Linked DNA regions of Homo sapiens: region 1 is linked to region 2. Evidence: read pairs that join two places in POLR2A ChIA-PET (ENCODE). Cell type or tissue: A673. All regions are shown on one strand. Links, peaks and the distances in the headings refer to the core of each region. The heading gives the core; the rest is flanking DNA.

Region 1 (2,500 bases), core at 1-2,500, 1.1 Mb before region 2:
TTCTGTGTATGTCCTAGGTACTCAAAATAAACTTGCAAAGATGTCAGCAATTTTTAGTGTTTAGAAGCTGCAAGGGATAGCTGTCTTTATCTACTGTGCTCAGAGACAGCACATTACCTAATGTATCAAGGATACTGCAGATCAATAGTATAGATCAATGATTTTATTTAGACAAATTATAGATTTCCACATAATTTAATTGATGACATAAGCTCTATATTCCACCTAAACACAGAGTGGAAGATAAATGAAGATCTAAATTATTTAAAAAGAAAGTGAAAATAACCAAGTCAGCTAGTTTTTTTTAGCATTACAAGCCCATTTCATGAAAAAAAAAAAATCCAGATTTTTTCCCCCTCTAACACAGCTAGAATAGATGTCAGTTCTTAACAACAATGTATTTAAGCATTCTAGGTAACTAGCCTTTGGTTACATGATCATTCTGCCAAAGTGGCTTTTAGTTTTCTTATTCCCACCAGATAAATTAAGAGTAACTTTCACAGGGATACATATAAAACCAAGAAGCCAACAGTCAGCAACTTTATTACTGCTTGGCGAAATAACAAACCTTTTCTTCTATTATATGTGATATACTGCAGTTAAAGAAAAACTGGATACTTTTTTAAAAAGCTTTTCTATCTCAAATCTTACAAATCCAATTCATCTCAGAGAGGGCTACTATTTAATAAGCATTACTAAAATAATTTCATAATTGACACTGCTTGATCATTTATGTCTACAAACCTGAAACACCTTTAAGGTTGATACAGACAACTTTCTAATCTTGAGAGGAAAATTCATTTTGGATACTACCGTAAAGACAAAAGCAGTATCAGCTTATATACACCATGACTTTAATGTGCTAAATATACAAAAATAGTCTCTTTCATAGCATTTTACCAAAAAAACTGCTCAGAATACATGTTTTCATTTGAACAATTTTCCCTTCGTTTACTTTTTAATATTTTGATTCTTTTAAAAAAAGTTCTTTTTCCAATTACAGGAAGGAAATAAAAATAAATGCAACTCTTTTATGTAAAGTAAATCCATCTGGATGTTTGTTGCATCCCATACTACAAACCTGTGATCCCCAACCAGAATGAGTTATAGTAAAGCTGCAGGCAAAATTGTCTCCATATACCACAATCCATTATCCCTGTCAAGTTAATGTTCCATGTTGAGCCATATGGCATGGGTACACATTCAACAAAGGAAATTCCTTAAACTTGTTATAATCAGCACTTGCAGTCATCCAAAAAACTGACATAAACAGCTTTATTGTGTTTAGAGCATTTCAGTTAATATCCATGACAAAAACAGGAAACAGTACAGGAAAAGGAGGAGGAATGTGGGGGTGCACAGCTATTCAAAAAAAAAAAAACACAAAAACCCTCAAACTGTACATTTTATAATTAGATTTTTTTCCCTAAGCAAGTGATTTTCAATTACAGTAAGCTCCAACCTCTTGACAGTGATCCACTGGGCAAGATTTAAGAGAGAGGAAAAAAAAAATTAATGGCATCAGTTTTCCATGGTATGAGCAAATTTAAATCTTGAAGTCTTAATTGTATCTGATTCATATAAGCCATTTCTGGCAAAATAATGAATGATTTGAATTTTCATGTTTGTTTTCTTTCTACAGTTGTCTCATAATTGCTAAAATCTAATGGTGCTTCATTAAAAAAATAAGGCAATTTAAATAAAGAATCTTTATATGCATTAAGTGTAGGTCACAGATGAATCAAGGGCTCCCAGAAGCCTTTCGTACCTGGCACAGCCCTGCACATCAAATTCCAGTCAAGGTACAAGTAGAGCAGAACTTCATTTCAGCCCCCGCAGTGACAACAATAAAATGCTGAGAAAACACACTATCAAATACTGAACTCAGCATCAATTTCTGTTAATTACAGCCTTGTCAGCAACGTGATTATTCAAACAACTCATGCAAATGTTAATGAGGCCTTATTTGCATATTTATTTTTTCCTTTGTTGAAATGTCATTGATTATTACATTCTACTATGATGAATGTGGTTGATGATGTGCTCTGATATGTAATTAGTCATTAGGTGGAATGAATAGATCAATTATGAAAAAGGACTAAGATTAAGAAATATCAAACAAGACCGCCCAATATAACTATAGAATCTTTTAAAAAAAGAACCTAATAAATAATTTCTTGACATTTAAACTGCAACATCAGTAGTTTTCAATAAATAAACCACCACTCTTGTGAGGTTAAGTGAAAGCTTAAAAATACATCAGTACTCTGATAATCCAATTATGATCACAGAAACTATCTTTTAAAAAATTGCAAATCACTTCAAGTGGCATATCAAAACAACAAACAGCAAAAAAGAACAGATTTTGCTTTAAACTTGCACAAATTAGAAATACAGAAAGCGTAATCTATTATGAAGAGGAGGTAAAAATAGGTAAAAAGAGAAAAGCACATAACATCCTAGACAGAAGGAGTAGGAACCTGATGGAGAATGACTACCT
Region 2 (14,027 bases), core at 4,484-6,983:
GCTTCGGTAACCATGACCCATCAGCGGCCATCAATGTCAAGGCAAGACCCTCCACCCACAAAAAGATTACAACTTGTTGAAGGTTTAGGTGATCATCAGCATTTTTTAGCAATATTTTAAAATTAAGGTATGTACTCTTTTAGGACAAAATGCTATTGCACGTTTAATAGAATATAGTATAGTGTAAACATAACTTTTACATACACTAGGGAATCAAAAAATACGTGTGACTCACTTTATTGTGATAGTCACTTTATTGTAGCAGTCTGGATATATACAAATATCTGGATATTCCAGATACCTGGAATATCTTCAAGGTCATGCCTCTAAATTTATGTTTATTATAAGCTACTCAGTTTGTGGTTTTCTATTATAGCAGTAGAAAATGGACTAAAACAAGCCTTTCCATTAAATTATTTCTTTGTAGACAGTGTCTGCCCTCAATAGCAAATGCCATCATCCAATACATAAACAACTAGAGTATAATTTTATGAGATAAAAAATGTAAGGTCAAAATCTCTAAATACTATCCCAGAACACTTTTAGAGACAAGCTGACGCATTGTTTTGCTTTGAAATTATTGCTGATGATACAGTTTTGTTTTTACCTGTTATATTTCTTCAGGAATACTGTCATGACTTTCAACATATTTGATGAGCCACTTCCCTACTGTTAGGTCTTACAGAGCCAATGTGGAAAGATGGATGTTAGACAAAGTCACGGTTTCAAGACTTTATCAAAATTGCTAGACCTGGAGATTTCCTCATGACATTTAGTTATTTCTTCTGGTTTAAGATCATTTATAGTCTGGATCTTATTAAAGAGAATCACTACTTGAACTGGGAAATCACTTTTATAGGGAAAGACAAGAATGTATTAGTCATTGAACTAAAACTTGTTTTGGTAAATTTATGAGGAAGTGGAATACCTTTAAGACTTTCTTTGCTTAGCAGCTTGTTTCTTCAGATCTCCACTTAGGTCATAATATTTAGTTACTTCTTTAGAAGAAGACTCTAGAGAGAACTCCGTGTTGCCTCAAAGGAGTCTTTAAATAATCCATATTACTCTTTCTACTGAATAATCAGATAATTAAGCCTGACCTATATCTCCTGACCAGGCAGATTTTCTCTATTTAATATCTGTAACTGGTCTTGATTTCTGCCAGGGGCATTAACTAATATTGATGAACAGATAATTTGTTTTAAAAATAGGTTTAAAGAGTCTTTTCACCGTGCATAATTAATGAGGAAGTTATTTTTTGTTTGTGGGGTATTCCACAGTTTATCTCCTCAGAATACATCTCAACAACATTCTTAAATAACGAAGCACTTGCTTTTCAATTTCTGGAAAGGTAATAGCCATTTACTGCAAAGGTATCCCAGCTCATATACAGAGAGTGATGCGTCTACAGAAAGACAGCCTTCCCACTTCCCTTCTGGGGTTCTAATGTCTTCCTGGAATTTCCTCCCTGGAAATCTCTGTTTTCCCTGAAAGAGTTAACTTTCAGGAAGCATCCTGAAAGAAAACAATATGGTTCCTTTTGGAAGGGAACAGAGTTATTTATGACATGTTTAAAGTATGCAACCTCTAAAGTATTAATTGAAAAGTCAATAATCTAACGTACTACTATCACGTCACTTTCAAAGTAATAACTCGTCCATAATGTTTTAAAAACTCATATAACCATCAAAAGTATGTAATAAAACACAGTATTCCTCTGCTTTCTTCATCTTCTTGTTCTGCTCCTTAGAGGTAACTATTTTCAATTTTGTCATGTTCTAGCATTTACCCTCATATTTCTAAATATGCAACTTTGCTATTTATTCACCAATTTTAGAAATTATCCAAGTTATCTATTATCATGGTAGAGGAGGAGTTACACTCCCTTAGCTTCCCCAATCCATCCTTCCAATGCAGTTTTTTCATAAATTTTGGTAAATTCATTTTCAGTGTTTTTCATTGCTATGACTGTATATATATTTACATCTAAATCAAGAAGTGTGAATGAATAGTACACTCCAGGGAAATCAGGTGGCCAGCTGGCTTTTTCTTCATGTAGCCCCAAAGGTCAATGCGTTACTGGTCGAGGGTGTCCAGGTTCTTGGCATCTTCCACAAAGAATTGGACACAATGCACAAACAAAGCAAGAAAAGAATGAAGCAGCAAAACCAGAGATTTACTGAAAACGAAAGTACACTCCACAGAGATGGAGCGTCCCAAGCACAGGAGCTGAAGAGCCTAGTTACATAATTTTCTGGGTTTAAATATTCACTAGAGGTTTTCCATTGGCCACTTGGTGTATACCTCATGCAAATGAAGTAGTGGCCCACATCAGTCTGATTGGTTGCAGAAAGCAATCAATCAAAGGCTGAAGTGAAGTTAAACGGTTACACTCTATGCAAACATCTGATTGGTTGTGGAAAACAACCAATCACAGGCTAAAGTGAAGTTACAAAGTTATACTTCTATGCAAATGAAGACTTGGCTACCAATCAGTCTGATTGTGGAAAGCAACCAATCAGAAGTATTTTAAATTTTCCATCTGCCATGCAGGAAAGAGGGGGTGGTTTGCAAAGGGAGTAGCCTGTGGTCTCTTTGTTACTTAGATGTGGAAAGTCGGGGTTTTCCTTTTGATACAGTTCTAGGAAGTCAGTGGGAATTGGCCTTAGGTTCCCTACCTCCAGACCCTATTTTCTTGCGTCAAATGTCTCTAGAGAGACGCTGTATTTTTTCTGAGGTGGTTCATCTCCCCACATCCTGCTTGTGGTTGTATGATTGGTTATTGTTATTCTGAAATTCAGTAGGGGAACTTGAAAAAGGCTTTACAATTTCAAATGCAGATCACTGACTCTGTTTCAAATGGGTCATCTCATCTTCACTCTTCTCTATTCCTAGTTCAGTTTCAAAGTATCTCCTCCACTACTAGTACTGGGAAGACGTAGGACCTGACTCCTTACAGTGTGGATAGTAACCTGGGAATCTAACTGTTGCTTATACAGGCTTTCAAACAGTCCCTCGACTTTGCTTTTTACACACTGTGGCACCAAACCTTTATAGACTCCAATGGGGATGACACCAGGTTCAAGAGGCCAAAGAAGAGACCCAGAGCCAGCAAACAAGACATGGGGTTGTACTGGGGGCTAAACACAGGGGAGAGCCCAGTGGTGGTGGGCGGAACAGGAGAACCCCACGACCCAGGGGCAGTAGGCTGAGCAGAAGAATCACAACCACTTGCAAAAAGCATGCAGGTTTTACAGCATTTTCACTTAGCCCCTGCCTCCTAATAAGCTCCACCTGGAAACTTGCATTTAAACCAAAACAAATGGCCTCAATCCTCTGTACAGCTCACATTCCACAGGACAGGATGGGGCCTAGATGTTCCTTATAGATAAGGAATGAATCTCTGCGTTGTCCTCTCCCACATTCCTTAGCTTGGAACTCTGAACCGCATTCAGGTGCACCTGCTATACAGGGTCATTCTCAGGGTATGCGTAAATTATTGCTATCAGGTGCATTTAACACACATACACACAAACACAGAGACACACACACACACACACACATTGACACACACAACCCTACCTTCTGAGATACTTGGCACTTCCAATTCATGAGCATTTTCAGGATTCTGTGGGACGAATCAGCTAATTCCTATTAGTATCCTCATTTATGGGTACTCTTAAATTGTTAAGTCTACTGATTACATTTAAAATGTACTGGGTAGAGGGAGAGGTGGGAGAAATAGGAATTTATCTTCAAATAAGCAATAAAGCATCAATTGTGTTGGGTTCATTGCATATCTGTGATTATAAATAGACTTTTAATTTGTCTATAGAGTTCTGTCTATCCTCCATGAGCTTGGCGTGACAAGTCTGGTTTTGTTTTGTTTTGTTTACCTTGACAGATAAGAAAGGAATCTTGAAGCAGCACTTGCCTTGTGTCAGGGGATTTAACAGGACAGGTCTGGGCCCCTGAACTACAGGTGATGTTAAAGAACCATGACTTTAATCTTTAAAATATTCTACAATTGCAGGAACATGTGAGAGCAAGAGTTGAACTCTGTGTCTCAAAAGTAACAAAAGGTCTCACATTTCATCCCTGGCCAGAAGGAGTTAGAAATGCCTGTTCTGGGCACCTTGCATCCAGGCAGTAAGTTTGAACCATCAATCTGTACTGGATCTGTGTTTCTTCCCTTCATGGTGTGGTTGGGATTGGTGTAGCTGTCAGGTGGAACTGTTACACCAAAATGTCCAGGGCTTAATGGAATCCATCATTAATATGGTCTCAAAGATTTTTACATATTTATAGTTTTCTCCATTCCTACATGATGACAGAATGTGAAGGATGTATTCACTTTTTGTGTCACAGCTAAAGATAATTATCAAGCTAATATATTCCTTGCCTGTTTATTTTTTCTTTAAAGAAAGGGTCTCGATCTGCTGCCCAGGATGGAGTGCAGTAGTACAATCATAGCTCACTGCAGCCTCAAACTCCTGGCTCAAGAGATCCTGCCACCTCAGCCTCTCAAGTAGCTGGGACTATAGGCATGCATCACCACACCCAGCTAATTTTTTTAAATTTTTTGTAGAGATGGGGTCTTGCTATGTCGTTGCCTAAGCTGATCTTGAACTCCTGGCCTCAAGCAATCCTTCTACCTTGGTCTATTTATATAAATATTGGTATTATATCCAGAACAAAATAATGGGGTATAAAAATGATTAAGACTTGACCATTTGCTATTATCTGAAAATAATCTTAACACACTAAATAATAAATAACTATATCCCACTCCTTAAATCCTAAAAAGCAGGGGTAGGGGAATCTTAAGTGGTGACCCTTTTCTGGTAAAACACTAAAAACCATCTTAAAATACTAAGAAAAATCTGAAACAATAGTAGAAAAATAAAAAATTCTACATATAATTTAAAGAAAGTTCTGATATGGAGGTTAAAACTGGATGACAGAGCCATTGACCACACTGAGGTGGCAACATCTTCAGTCACAGCTCACAGCAGTCGTGGGCTTTCCACGAGTGGGACTCCCTGGAAAACTTACACACAATCTGATCACTAAAAGCAAAGATCCTCAGGTATACATCTCAAAGAGAAGAGCCTTACATTTTCTCCTGTGTGACCTAAAGCAATGACATGGGATTTTTGCACCTCAGTTGCCTTATCTGAAAAAAATGGGATGCCTGCCTCCTAGGATTGTTTGACAATTAAGAGTAAAACTCTTAGATGAGTGCACAGCACAGTTTAACTGTTACCAATTAGTATTATTACCTCACACCTAAGGAAAGAAGGAAATAGACAAATGGGAAAAAAAAGGTGGGGGTGGTTAGAATTAGCTAAAGGTGATGCCCTAATCAAACAGCCCAGGGTCTCTCCCTTCTGGTCCTAAATTGTATTTCAATTCAGGAAATTCCAGGATTGCATCAGCCGAATGAGGTAACTGGCTTGTCATCTGAACACTTTGCCAGCACGTGATGCTATTATGTGAGCCCGCTGTTCCAACGTGAGTCACACATGTGAGCTGCAGCCACTTCTGCAGATGGAATAAAGTGTGTCAAGGTACAAGAACTGTACTTTCTCCTTTTTTTCTCACCTTGAACCTGAAAATCATGTGGGATTAATTTCCTAAGTATTTGCTCTACAGTTAACTCCAAATTATCCATGCTAGTGGAGGGAAAGAAAGACACAGATGGACATGAACAGTGACTGCTTCAAAAATGCCTTATAACTTGTGACTTTTGTAGTTAGAATTCTATATTGAGAATTGGTACCTAAATGTTCTGGAAACAAAACTTGAAGCAAAGTAAGTCTTGCTCGCCAGGCACGGTGACTCATGCCTGTAATCCCAGCACTTTGGGATAATGAGGCAGGTGGATGGCCTGAGCCCAGGAGTTCGAGACCATACTGGGCAAAATGGTGAAACCCTATCTCTACCAAAGAGATTTTTTTAAAAATTAGCTAGGCGTGGTGGCACATGCCTGTGGTCCTGGCTATTCAGGAGGCTGAGGTGGGAGGATCACTTGAGCTTGGGAGGTCAGGACTGCAGTGAGCCATGATAGTGCCACTGCACTCCAGCCTGGCCAACAGACTGAGACTGTCTCAAAAAAAATTAAATTAAAAAAATTTAAAATTAAAGTAAGTCTTGCTAGAAGACTGACCCCAGACAAACCAGAAAATTCATCCCAGACTTCATTCCATAACCTAGTACAAAACCATGCTGTTTTTCTCTTCTGAGGCAAGAGGAGCCATAGCATCTGATGGGGGACATTATCAGCCTAACTTGCATGGTTGCATTCTCATGCACTTCATGGGGAGAAGGAAGATAGTTAATCATTCCTGACAGCTGAATATAATTGTGACTAGAGCCTCAGTCTCTTTATCATTCTGAAGGTGGTATGCAATAGAAAGAAATAACAAAGAAAATGATGATATCACCTGAGAGTTTAAGTTATTTTTTAAAATTCATGAATAGTATAGTTTATGCAATACGTAGAAATCAGCTCTTCAGTAGACTGACCCTGGGAAAACTGGTTGGAGTTTTTTTGTTTTGTTTTGTTTACAAGGGTGGAGACAGCAAGGAAGGAAGGGAGAGAGAAATATCAGACTTACAATCAATGATACACACACACACACACACACACACACACACACACACACCAGTTTTATTGAGTTGTAATTACTTTTTGAGACAGGGCTGGAGTGCAGTGGCATGATTACAGCTCACTGCAGCCTTGAACTCCTGTTCTTAAGCAATCCTCCTGCCTCAGCCTGCAAAGTGCTGGAATTATAGGCATGAGCCACCATGCCTGGAGAGCTGTAATATTTTTTAGTGAACTCTACTATGTGGTAAAACTCTAAATCATGATTTTCAGTAAAGCCCACTGAAGCCAGTTCACCTACGAGATACTTTCTACAAAGTTTAACTCTTCAAGTATGCACACACTTTTTTAATGTATGAATTTAGAAATGATTGCCTAAACATTTTGTTTCTAAAATACAAGATGATGCACATATTCCATTTCATTATTTCTTTCTGCAGAACATAAATTCATGGTGAACGGAACCATAATGAATTATTTAGCCAAGCCAGTATTTTTGACTTGAGCTAAGATGACTGATATGGTTTGGCTCTATGTCACCACCAAAATCTCATGATGAATTGTAATCCCCAGTGTTGGGGGAAGGTGGGAGGTGATTGGATCATGGAGGTGGATTTCCCCCTTACTGTTCTCATGACAGTCAGTGAGTTCTCACGAGATCTGGATGTTTAAAAGTGTGTAGCACTTCCACCTTAGCACTTTCTCTCTCTCTTCCACCATGTGAAGATGTGCCTGCTTCCGCCATGACTGTAAGTTTCCTGAGGCCTCCCTAGCCATGCTTCCTGTATAGCCTGTGGAATGGTGAGTCAAGTCACTCTCTTTTCTTCGTAAATTACCCAGCCTCAAGTAGTTCTTTTTAGCAGTGTGAGAACAAACTAATACAATGACCATATTATCTCTAAGTACACACTTTGCTGTTGTCAGCCACAGAAATAAAACCAGGTTTAGGATGGAAGTCCCTGTTGGCACTCAGAAGCCATCTGAAGGCCAGTTTTCATTTTTTCTCTGCATTTTCAGCCTGTACAGCCTTTTCATTTTTTCAAAAAAGAGAAATATATGATAATGGTTGAAAACAGACTGCAAATATGTAATTCACTCTTCAGAAATAACTGTGTGTAAACTTTTATATTTTAATGCACATGTATAATTTGTTAATAAATGTAATCTGATAAAATAAAAACTTCAGGCAAATTAAATTTAAAGGAGTTTGAGCAATAAATGATTCATGAATCAGGCAGTCCCCAGAATCACAGCAGATTCATAGAGTTTCCAGTACAGCCACGTGGTGGAAGATTTATAGATTAAAAAACAGGAAGTGATGTACAGAAATTGGAAGTGAGGTACAGAAACAGCTGGATTGGTTACAGCTCGACATTTGCCTTACGTGAACACAGTTTGAACACTCAGCAGTGTATGAGTGGTTGAAGTATGGCTGTTGGGATTGGCCAAGACTCAGCTCTTGTTACAGGCACATGCTCCTAAGTTAGGTTTTCAATCTTGTCTACCTATTAAGTTAGATTACAGTTTGTCCACAAGGACTCAAATATAGAAGTACAGAGTCCTTCTCAGGCCATTTTTAGCTCAATTTAACAAATCATAATCAACAAATTAAGTAACCTAATTTTTTCACTTGCAGTGTATCATGGGCATCTTTCTTGTTAGAGCTGATAGAAACATCTCGCATATTAAGGGTTGAGTGGTTCTCAAACTTGACTGCACATTAGAATTACCTGGGGCACTTTAAAACAGTGCAAATACTGGGCCTCATTCTCAAACAGATAATCAGAACCTCTGAGGGTGGATCCTGGAATTACGAGTTTTTTAAGTGTTTCTGGATTCACAAGTGCAGTCAGGGTTGAGAATCACTTATCAATCTGATTATTTTTTAATCTGCATAGTATTATGCATGTATCATATTAACCCTCTCCTACTGATGGACACTTAAGTGGTTTTGAATTTTTCTACTACATGCAGTGCTGCAATTAACATTATTTTATATACATCTTTGCTTATTTGGCCTTAGGATAAATTCCCAAATGTGGAATATGCATATTTAAAATATTAATACATGTTACCAGATTCTTTTCCAGAATGATATATCCCAAAGTACCAGCCAACCAACTTTCCTACCCTGGGAATTGATATTTTTCATTTTTGTCAGTTTGGTGGATTGAAAACAATCCTCTTTCATTTGAATTTCTTTGCTTATTAGTGAGGTTGAGAAACTTATGAGCCATTATTCTGTCTCCTAAATTAACTCTAAATAGAGTCAAGTACAGACTAAAGTGAAAGTTCTAACTGGATTATTTATTTAGCAGGTAGAAGTTGGGGAGAACAGTAGCTCCAAAGAATCATGAAATTATAGTGTTGAAAGAAAACTTAGAGATATCTAGTTTAATTCTGAGTAATGTCGTGACTTGATTATTTTCCCATCCAAAGGTGAATGTTACTAACACTAGAAAATTCAGATGAAACAATAGTGAGGTGAGGAAAAGATATGGCAAAGGGGGAGAAAACCTAAACTGGGTAGGAAAGAAGATGAGAGCAAAGGAGAGGCTGGTACACAGAAAATAGAGAGAAAAGGTGAGTACTATCCTGTGGGTGACTACTGGGTAGGTCCTGCCAAGAAAGCAGGTGAGCCAGGTCTGTGTAGACAAGGGCAAGGGCCACGGGGACAAAACCATGGATAGGAGAGCGGCTTCTCTAGATCAGGGCAGCTGGACACTGCTGCCAGCAACAAACCAGCTGGAAGCTGTTTCCAGACAGACAGACCCGTGTTGGTGTACTGAGGAGAAGCCATGCGAGCACATCCCCCAACACAGGCTGAGGGCTCAAGTTCTCAGATAGGGGAGGTACAAGACAGCAGCCAACAGTAATTTTTTAAAAATGAAATCCAACCAGTACTGCTAGGTGTAGGGTGATGATTTCTGGTAGGTGTATGTTTGGAGCCAGAGAGAGGAGTCGCCTCATAGATATATTAATCAGAACTGATTCTCAGGACAGTCTGGCATCTCCTCTTTTTAAAGACTATCATATCACCATGGTGAAATTCTGGACTTTGGTGGGTATTTGAAGCTGTCCATTTCAGTTTTATAACCTAGACATGGACTCCTCCCTCCTGAACTTTAATAATATAGATGCTCCTGTGCCCACTTTGAGTTGATGGTATACTGAGCCTAATCATCTTCTTACTCTTACTTGATCACTGATAGAGAAGTGGATGCTTCCACCAAGGAAAAGTCTGTTACTCTAGAGTATGAGGACAGAGGTATAAAACCACTGTTCTTAAATGACATGGTTAATGCCCACAGTGCACTTAGTTCTTCTAGAATTATTTGCCCCACCCAATCATAGTGAAACCAGCAGTGTTGAGAGTGGGGAGCAGCCCCCAGTAGCCAGGTGGTGCTGGGTGAGAGGGATGGTGATGCCATCTTCCATGCTGACCTCTGATAGGTGGGCAGACATGCAGCTCACCTCTAAGCCAGCTATAAACCCCTACTGGTGAGGCAGGAGCAGGAGCTAAGGTAACTGCGGGGACCACCACACAGCCTACATCTTCACAAAATGCCTTCAGCATTTGCTCAATCCTGGGAGTGGCTTTGAATACTATTTTAGGGTAAACACACCTGACAGCAATAACTTGAGCATACCCTGAGACCGACCCTGCATGGCACATACACCTGCCTGTGTGCTCCTAGCTAGGGAATCCAGGAGTGGCCAACCCAGAGATTCATTCATTGTCTAGGAGGAACATCTAGGCCTCCATCCCATCCCAAGGAGCACAGGCCATGCAGTGGATTAAGGCCCTAAGTTTTGGGTTAAATGAAGATTGCCAGGTGGAGATTGTTAAGGGGAGGGTATTAAATGAAAATGCTATGTAAACTGCATGGTGTTTGCAGGCAGTTGTGATTTTCCTGCTCAGCCTGCTGCCACTGGGCTGTGCAGTTATCTGGACTATCCCACCACCACCGGGCTCTTTCCCCTGTATGGAAGCCCCTAATAGAAACCCCATGCTGGTTCTGGGTCTCTTCTTTGGTCTCTGGAACCTGGTGCCTTCCCTACTGAGGTTAATAGGGGTTTGGCACAACAACTATGGAGGCTGAATCATGGGTTGCTGGGTGTTGTCAACGCTCTGCAGCCAAGGACCCCCAGGAACACCCCTGCAGCTGAACAATTGGGTTTAGTGCTCCAAGCAACAGGGGAGACCATACACCCTGGGGTATGCCTCTGTCACCATGGGGTGTTTAAAAGACTTTCTATAGGATTTGGGCTCTTGCTAGGCAATTGTAGAGTTTAGGGGAGTAGGAGTTTGCTCTGGACTGGAGGCTGTCAGGAGACAGAGGTAATTCCATGATTGGGCATCTTAATGAATCTCATCTAGAAGGAGGGAAGACTAGAGTAAATCTAAATTGATCATTGGTAAAGCAGCAGTAGGCACTCATATTAGCCAGGTTAGGGGCTTGTTTGGTCATTTTTGTGGCTAGGAAAACATCCATGTTTTGTCCATGTTCAAACCTGATCACAAAGTGGTCTCGTTTCTCTCTTGATTCATCCTGGTTCTCGGATGGCCTTACTGGTGTTCTGTGAAATGATTTATGTTCAGCAGGAAAATGCCTAGGCCTGACTGTGGGTGCCAGGGCAGCTCCTGAGTGTCAGGGGCTTCTTATCTCTTTCTCATAGTCAAATTTGGGGGAGGAACAGAGCTCTTAAAGATCACAGGGGCAAATGAGAACAAGACTTTGGCTGGAAGGAGTGTAAGAGAGCCCAGCAGTCGGGGAGGATGGCAGAAAGCCACAGACAGTAAGCTGGTCTGAGGTCTCACACAAACCAGAGCTCTGAGGTCTCACACAAACCAGGAGAGCACTGGTGAGGGACAGCTACTGAGAAAATCAGATGGAAACAGGAAAGGATGAGTTCTTAGGCAGAGATACTACTAGAAACCAGGCTGCTTAGTATAGCAGAATGGGGGCAATCAGTTCAATATGTTTGTACCATTGATGTGAAGATGGGACTCGTGTCTCTTTGCTGATCTGTCACATCCAAGAAGGTGCAGACTGAAAGCCACTGAATGCTTCAAAGATACAATTTTTATTACTTGACCAGCCACAAAATGTTCTTCACTGACCAGCACATTAATTCTCAAGTAGGTGTAACCCTCAGACCAGAAAATAAAACTGAATGGTAGTACCTAGGGTAGGGTTGGCAAATTTAGGAAAATTATTGGAGATCTCTAGTTTACTCTGAATTTCAGATAAACTTCAAATATGTAATACTTGAAAATACTTATTATTAAAATATACTATTTATCTGAAATTCAAATTTAACTGTTCTATATTTTATGTGGCAGCCCTAATCTAAGTAGGTATTTTTAAATTTCTATGGATGTATTTATTTATTTATTTATTTTTTTGAGACAAGGTCTCACTCTGTTACCCAGGCAATGGTGGGATCTCGGCCCATTGCAACCTCCGCCTCCCACGTTCAAGTGATTCTCCTGCCTCAGCCTCCCGAGTAGCTGGATTACAGGTGCCCACCACCATGCCCAGCTAATTTTTGTATTTTTAGTAGAGATGGGGTTTCACCATGTTGGCCAGGCTGGTCTTGAACTCCCGACCTAAGGTGATCTGCCTGCCTCAGCCTCCCAAAGTGCTGGGATTACAGGCGAGAGCCACCGTGCCCAGCCAAGCCCTAACCTAAGTAGGTTTGAAACACAAAATAATTGAGCCTAGAGGAGAGATAGTCTTAGGCCAGTGAAACAAGTTACATGTGCACCAAGATACGTGACCACAAGATAAGGGGTCCTAATGGAGCCTGTTCATGCCAGTCATCTATTAACAGAATGGTGTTCTCTGAGGACATGGGAATCTTCAACCCAGTAAAGCTGGTCAGGATTGTTAGCATCATTACTCAAACTCTCTTGATGCTTTCCAAGCTTTCTATCCATACATTATTCTGATTCTCATTTTTTTCCTTTGCTTATCAAATTTATTTTAAACAATCCAGTATATGTTAGCCATGCTAAGATGCTAAGGCATTTATACAATTAACCTAACAAAGTGCCAACTAGATATAATAAAACAATATTACAGTAAAGACAGAGTTGAGCAGAAGCAGTAACGTATCACATTCGGGTTGAAAACAATTAACATAGTGAGAAAGATGGCATCTTTTCAAATTTAGTCATAGATTTAAGGTAGTGCAATTAAAATACCAATAGAAACTCCTACAGAAAATAGCAAACCATTTACAAAAAAAAAAAAAGTGTTCAGGTGCACTGGTTCATGCCTGTAATTCCATCATTTGGGAGGCCAAGGCAGGAGGATTGCTTGAACCCAGGAATTGGAGACCATCCTGGGCAACATGGCGAAACCCCATCTCTACAAAAAATACAAAAATTAGCCAGGTGTGGTGGTGCATGCTTGTAGTCCCAGCTACCTGGGAGACTGAGGTGGGAGGGTGACCTGTGCCTAAGAAGTTGAGGCTGAATGAAGCGTGATCACACCACTGCACTCCAGCCTGGGCGACAGAGTGAGACCCTGTCTCAAAAAAAAAGAAAAGAAAAAAGTAATTCCAGACTCTGGTTTTAGTGAAAAAGTAGCCTTTTAGTTACAAAACAATTACATGTTTATAAAATTCCCTATAAACAGAAGTTAATGATAGAATGCAAAAATTGATCCAAACATTTCAAAGGTTAAAATGGGCGGCTGGATTTGACTCTCTGTCCTCCTGTGTTCTTTATATCCTCATTTCCTTTTCACCCCTCCCTGTCCCCACTGCCCTTCAAATGGAAAGAATTCCTTGGTGAGACTTTGCACCAAAGATTGCTGTGAGAAGTGGTCACTCTCAGCAAAGGAAAGCTTCATCTCACAGAAGCTTCACTCCTGAGGACCTGCAGAAATGAAACCTTCCTGAGATGCAAAAGCTCTACCACAGTGGCCACTGCTGCTGCAGGGGCACCAGGGACTTCAGAGATCAAACTCCAGCATTCCAGGACAATGCCTGGGCCTGAGGGAGAAGCCTGAGAGGGAAAAAACCAGGGTTCCTGGTGGAGGAAGAGGAGGCCAGAGGGCAAAGAAGCAAAGTTCTAGATGTTCATCCAAGGTAGACTCCGGACTAAAAGATGATTCAACATTGTCAAGTAAAGAAAAAAAAAATCAAGCTTTTGAAGAATTAAAGTTCATTTTATTCAGAAGTCTTACTGAGGACCACAGCGCAGAGAGAGTCAGAGAGGGTCTGCAGGACAGCTGAAGCAGTGCTCCAGTTGACAGCTTACCTACAGGTAGTAAGATTTAGTATGCGCTCCAAAGTTACATTAAGACAAAATCACATCCGAGTCTGAGGGTAAGAGTACATGTGGCTATAGATGACAAAGGCATACCATTAACCCTTCAGATGTTATCTTATGTGTAGGAAAAGG

Evidence for each region. Peaks named below come from ENCODE experiments on the same cell type or tissue, not always from the same donor. Only the 100,000 strongest peaks of a DNase experiment are listed, where the experiment ranks them.
Region 1: POLR2A ChIA-PET joins it to region 2 with 5 read pairs; 1 of 35 experiments calls an interaction of 5 or more read pairs at or near these places.

What each region holds. Positions count from the first base shown.
Region 1 is chr15:57,133,769-57,136,268 of GRCh38, reverse strand. All of the region lies in intron 5 of TCF12 (transcription factor 12), which reads right to left. Among named protein-coding and RNA genes, the nearest start is that of SNORD13D, 140 kb to the left of the region's middle. RefSeq lists an enhancer at 1,515-2,439. In A673, for the core only: no CTCF peak of the experiment used is centred there; a DNase peak (open chromatin) is centred at 1,238; H3K4me3 peaks cover 1,018 bases; H3K27ac peaks cover 1,103 bases.
Region 2 is chr15:56,032,118-56,046,144 of GRCh38, reverse strand. No RefSeq gene overlaps it. Among named protein-coding and RNA genes, the nearest start is that of NEDD4, 46 kb to the right of the region's middle. RefSeq lists an enhancer at 4,780-5,979. In A673, for the core only: no CTCF peak of the experiment used is centred there; a DNase peak (open chromatin) is centred at 5,464; H3K27ac peaks cover 834 bases.